2 separate regions of the Mus musculus genome follow, and region 2 is linked to region 1. Evidence: chromatin loops called from intact Hi-C (ENCODE). Cell type or tissue: heart. All regions are shown on one strand. Links, peaks and the distances in the headings refer to the core of each region. The heading gives the core; the rest is flanking DNA. Region 1 overlaps Gad1os (glutamate decarboxylase 1, opposite strand). Region 2 overlaps Myo3b (myosin IIIB).

Evidence for each region. A loop is a pair of places that touch in the nucleus more often than their neighbours do. Peaks named below come from ENCODE experiments on the same cell type or tissue, not always from the same donor. Only the 100,000 strongest peaks of a DNase experiment are listed, where the experiment ranks them.
Region 2: a loop joins it to region 1, with 2.9 times the contacts of the local background. A loop is called at or near these places in 5 of 42 quality-filtered maps.

The regions. Positions count from the first base shown.
Region 1 is chr2:70,541,027-70,543,935 of GRCm38, reverse strand. All of the region lies in intron 1 of Gad1os (glutamate decarboxylase 1, opposite strand), which reads left to right. Among named protein-coding and RNA genes, the nearest start is that of Gad1, 20 kb to the left of the region's middle. In heart, for the core only: no CTCF peak of the experiment used is centred there; no DNase peak of the experiment used is centred there; H3K27me3 peaks cover 237 bases.
Region 2 is chr2:70,276,886-70,279,794 of GRCm38, reverse strand. The region is part of intron 23 of Myo3b (myosin IIIB); the gene reads right to left. Among named protein-coding and RNA genes, the nearest start is that of Sp5, 200 kb to the left of the region's middle. In heart, for the core only: a CTCF peak has its summit at 1,170 (motif pointing left); no DNase peak of the experiment used is centred there; H3K27me3 peaks cover 1,710 bases.

The DNA of each region.
Region 1 (2,909 bases), core at 244-2,743:
GATATACCGTGACACTGTGATATCTGAAAAGTTAAAGAGATCTTGCCCTCAATTCAGATTGGCATAGTCATAAAGAAATTATTTAGGAATGATTTAACATTTTTTCTTAATTATCTCATAGCTAATTTAAAAGTGACAGAAATTTCTCAAACAATATTGAATCTTGGGGTTGGAGAGATGGCTCAGTGGTTAAGAGCACTGGCTACTCTTGCAAACGACTTCAGTTTGGCTTCCAGCACTCATATTAGGTGGCTCACAATCACCCGAAACTCAAGTTCCAGGGGACTCAATGTCCCCCCTGGACTCCAGAGGCAAATACATATACATTCAGACAAACAGACAGACAGGCTGGCACACCCAGAGACACACGCAATAAAATAAGTCTTAAAAAGTACAGAATTAGAAAAATAACATCAGTTGATGCATAAATACAAAGCCTTTCCAGTGTTATATCAAAAATACATTTATCTTTCTTTTCATTTATTAATTTGAGAGTACACATGTACACAGACACACACACACACACACATACATACATATGCCTATGTTAAGGACCAGCCTCGGCCTAGAGAGGGGTTCCTGAGGGAAGGGGTGTCTGGAAGCAGCGAAAACAAAAGACTCGAAGTCAAATTGTGGGTCCAAGCTGGTGGCTTATGTTCTGTTGAGGTGGCTTTCCAGATCTGCTCTGCTCTGCTCTTCTCTCTTCTCTGTCTGTCTGTCTGTCTGTCTGTCTCTCTTACTCTCTCTCTTCCACATGCTCTCTTTCCTGCTCTGCTCTAGACAGATTTCTCTTGCTATTCTGAAAACTATGGTTGACACATACAGCTTTCTGCTTCTAAAACTCTCTCTGCTTCTAAAAGCTCTCTGGATGGCTCATGGGTCTTCTGACCAAAGTCAGAAAACCAGCTATTGAGAAGGCTCTGCTGACTCCATGACAGTCTTCAAATTGGCAATTCTGGACTGGGCAAGCCCAGGCTTTAGCAGCTGCTCTGCTACCTGCCTGAGGCAAGAGCAATGGGTCAGCAGCAGTTTCCAGACTTTCTGACCTACTTGCTCAGCAACAGTTTACAGCCCCGGTGCCCGGGTTATGGAATGTCCCTAGAGATGGAGTAAGATGAAAGTCTGGAATTCCCTAATGTGCTTTATTTAATTCAGGCCTGTGAGCTCACTTGATTGTCTCTCTAGATTGGTAATGGGAGACCCCAGCATGGCAGAGTTCTGCAGAATAAAACACTCTGTATTTACATACTATTTGAGTTCGGGGTGTCATTCTTCTGAGAATCATGGACCCTTACACTATAAAAAAATTCTTGGATTTTTTGACTGAGTCAAAAATCCTGTTAGAGAAATTCTAAAACTAATTCTCCAGTTTCCTGATCAAAACCAGAAAGCCAGAAAAAAAAATCTTAAAGTTGTTTGCTCTTCCAGAAGCCTTCTTTGGATGCTAGAAAGCATTCTAAAAGAGCTGTGTTCACTCTCCATGGATTTTCTGACTAAAATCAGAAAAATTCTTATAGAAAAATATTCCTAAAGAGCTGTTTTCACTGTCCAGAGATGTTCAGATAGCTCAGATCTTGCTAGGGAAAAATTCTAAAAAAGAACTGCTATCACTTTCTGCTAGTTTAGCTCATGCAGACCAAAAGTCTGGGTTTTTATTTACATATCAATTCAGTTATTTATTCCAGGTTCCCCTTTGATTGTCTTATGAATAAGCATCCTGTTACCCAGCCCTTTGATTCTTAGGAGACAGCAAGCACTACTTTTCTTCTTTTCTTCTTCTTCTTCTTCTTCTTCTTCTTCTTCTTCTTCTTCTTCTTCTTCTTCTTCTTCTTCTTCTTCTTCCTCCTCCTCCTCCTCCTCCTCCTCCTCCTCCTCCTCTTCCTCCTCCTCCTCCTCCTCCTCCTCTTCTTCTTCTTCTTCTTCTTCTTCTTCTTCTTCTTCTTCTTCTTCTCATTGCAAAAGAATTCAGAGATCTACCTGCTTCAGTTACTACTTGACTAGGACCCTGCCTTGGAATTACCATTCCAACCAAGCCTGGACCTAAATTCGAACTGTTCCAGGATGACCTTGAACTCAGGAATCTGCCTGCATTTGTATCTGCCTGTGTATCTTTCTGACAAACTGGCTCATAGAGCAGCTACCTCTGTTCCTATAGATCTGTGAAGTTCCTTAGACAGTGCATATTACATCCTTATATTTTTGCATAGTTGAGACATTACATATTTTTAAACTCATGTTCTTAGAGTTCTTTTGTACACCCTTAGGGGTTGCCCTGAAGGTCCCAGAGACAAACTGTCCTGAAGGTACCATTTTGCTGAGGCATCAGCCACACCTTTGCCTCCCAGACTCAAGCTGTCTCCAATTATCAAGGAGTCATTAACGTTAACAGGGAGGACTTTCCTCTGAGGAATGTGAAAATATGTACATTATTATACAAACAAACCTCCCATCTGCTGCAGCCATCGACACTTGTGAAGGCCCATACCTGCTAGCCTTGTCCCAGGGGCAGGAACCGTGTCATTCTGTCGCTACCAAGGGCCCCACCCCACCCCATCCCTTTATTTTCCAGTTGCTGGGATACAGTCATGGAAACACCAATGTCCTGTCTCATGAACATGGAGGTTACTCTCCCTGCCAGGGAGCAGAAGCAGATCCTGACACATGCTACATCAGCAGTGACTTCCATTCTTTTAAGGCTTGATGTGGTGGTCACTGAAAGGGGATTGAAAGCACAGCTGTTGAGCCATGATGTCACAGAGGCGAATCCAGACAATGCAAATAGGTAACCCATGCTGGAGAAAACTATTTACCCTCACCGCCTCATTTTTCTCACCTGTAAAATGGTGATATTAACATGCTACATAGGGTTGTAAGATTATATAAAGTATGTAGAGCATACTTTATGCTCT
Region 2 (2,909 bases), core at 109-2,608, 260 kb after region 1:
CAGGGACTTTAACACATATATGTGGAACCTAAATCTTGTGTTTAGACTTGGTTACATCTCCCAGACAGCTCATTATGCAGATGCAAATATTCTCAAATCAAAATCTAAGATTTTGAAAATCTGAAATCTGAAAGGCTTCTGCTCCCATCCATGTGGACAAGTGACCATCAGACACATTATTATCATTTACTGTGAACAACTCATGTAGGACTTAAAGCACAGCATCAGCATCAAAGGTGAGAGAAGAGATCTTCCCACCAGCTCTGTGAGCATCCATTAGTAAAAAGCAAGCGTGAACAGACATGGGCCAGCTCTGGGCCACGCGCACACGTTCCTGTGGCTGGCCACGCACATGCTTTCCTGTGGCTTACCTTTGAGGAGCCTCTCAGGCTCTCTCTTTCCTTCCTGATCTACCCTCCACCCTTTCTTCACCAACTCCAGTGTGTGAAGATATTTGTTTGCATTTTTACTTCCGGAGCTATTTTGTGCAACAGAAGGCAGACTTGTCAATGAAAGGAAAGGCTGCGACGTGTGCTTATGCAAGATGCCCAAGATTTCAAAGTTTTCATGAGTCTAGCACAGAGATGTCCAAATGTTTTCTCTGGTGATATCTTCAGAGGCTAAACTGTGATTAATAGCCTGCAAAGAACCCTTTGAAGGAGGATTGGTGACATCAAAGTCGTAATCCGGGGTGGCAGGAGCTTTATAATGAGTGGGAAGCATTTTAACACATTTCAAAGGATTTACAACACAAATAAACAATAGATCCCAGACACCAGGCCTGCTACACACACCTTCCAGAAACATAACCTATAAGAACTTTCCATTTTCATTTATATGTAAATACGGTTTTTCACACTCCTTTCAAATGGTAAGCATCCTTGGAGCTTCACCCCGACAGCACCTTCACACTGATCACCCCTTCTGACCCTGTGCTTCTGGGAAACTGTGATTACCAATGTTTCCTGGGTGGGGTGCGATCCTTGAGAAGAGGCAGTGATCCAATTGAGATTCTATGCAGGAATCTGAAGTAGGGCTTAAAGGCTCCCACCCCATTCTCCTGCTTCCTGCCTAACTGAAGGATTTTCACCTTCAGTTACCTCATAAGAATTGTCCCAAATGCGTGGCCATTGGTTTCTGTAATTCCACAGACTTCAGTGCCCTCTGCTGCCCCATCAGGCTGTCCGAGTTTGCTGCAGGGCACTGGCAGCCCAGAGCCAGCCCATGCCAACGTGAAAACTGCACCTTCCTGTCTGTCGATCCTACCAAAGGCCTGTGCTGAACCTGTCTCTGGTGCGGCTTTGTTTGAGGGAGTCTTCTATCCAAGTTAATGGCGGATGCTCCCTGGAAGGAACCTTTTTGAAGGTTCTCTCAGTTCTTTCACTGAAAGTATCAGCAAAGATTGATGAGAGAGAGAGTTCTATACACCCCACTTCCACATCTCCCTACACCCCACTTCCACATCTCCCTACACCCCACTTCTACAGCTCCCTACACCCCACTTCCACAGCTCCCTACACCCCACTTCCACCGCTCCCTATACCCCACTTCCACAGCTCCCTACACCCCACTTCCACAGCTCCCTACAGCCCACTTCCACAGTTCCCTATGCCCCACTTCCACAGCTCCCTACACCCCGCTTCCACAGCTCCCTACACCCCACTTCCTCAGCTCCCTTGCTGCTTTCACCTGCCTGGCCTGATGTTGGATGATCCCTACCTAATCCTAATGGAGAGTCTCACTTGGAATGACCTAACAGATTCAAACTTGATTTCTCAACTAATCTGACCTTGGTTCCTTCCTCCAAAGCTTTGGCCTTCCTTCCTGGCCAGAATCATAGTTTGTGCTGACACTGTGTGGGGAGCCCCCGGGGCAGACCTGTGCCTCTGTGAGGATTGCAATGACTTCAAATCTACTCACTGAAAGTTTCTAAGTCGGTTGCTAATAAAACATAAGGAGATAAATTCAGTAGTTGCGTAAAACATATTATAATATTTCATATGTTAGAAGATACTTACAATATCTTTCTATAACCATCTAAATCTGTAACAAGGACTTGTAGATTTGATACATGGAGGAAATTTAAAATAGCCACAGAATTTGGATAGCAGGAGCCCAAGGAGCAGAGAATGTGAACTATTAGATTTTGTCCTTGGTGGATTTTTTTTCTTTCTCCCTGGCATTTATCTATGACTTTAGGTATTGATATTAATAAATAGGCAGAGTGGGTGCACAAGTTCCCTGCCCATTTAGGCATCGCTAAATCCCTCATGAAGGGAGAATCGATGGTTATTTGGGAAGAAGTCATCATTTTGTGGAGTAAAGGAACAGAAAAGAAATAAGAAACCAGCCTGCCTGTGCCACACCTGCTCAACTGAAAGAAATGTAGAGAACTGTAACTCCTGCAGCGAGCCCGGAGGTGGAGACAGAAGAACCATCTGGAATCTCCTAGGCCACGTGGCTTGCAGGCTGTAGCATGGCGGAGGTAGGAGAGCCTGCCTTACCACGAGGGGCCGGAGAGTACTGGTTCATAAAAGCCATGCTCTGACTTCCACACATTTACCACGGCGAACACAGTCAGGCACACATCCGTCACACGAGCACTAACAGTAATGAGTGGATGAACTGGAAAGGAGGACAGACACAGAAAACTCAGTTTTCTGACCATACAACTTTATCTTTATGATACCTGTGGGAAATTCAGAATCCTAAAAAAAACAGCTTTGCTGGTTTTATACTGCTTTAGGATAACTTTTTTTCTTCAAATTGACTTATGTTATATGCATGAATATTTTGTCTGCATGAATGCTTGCTTGTTCATCATGTGCACACCTAGTGCTTCCTCAGAGGTCAGAAGATGACATCAGATCCCCTCGAAGTGGAGCTATGCCTGGTGTGAGCCATCATTT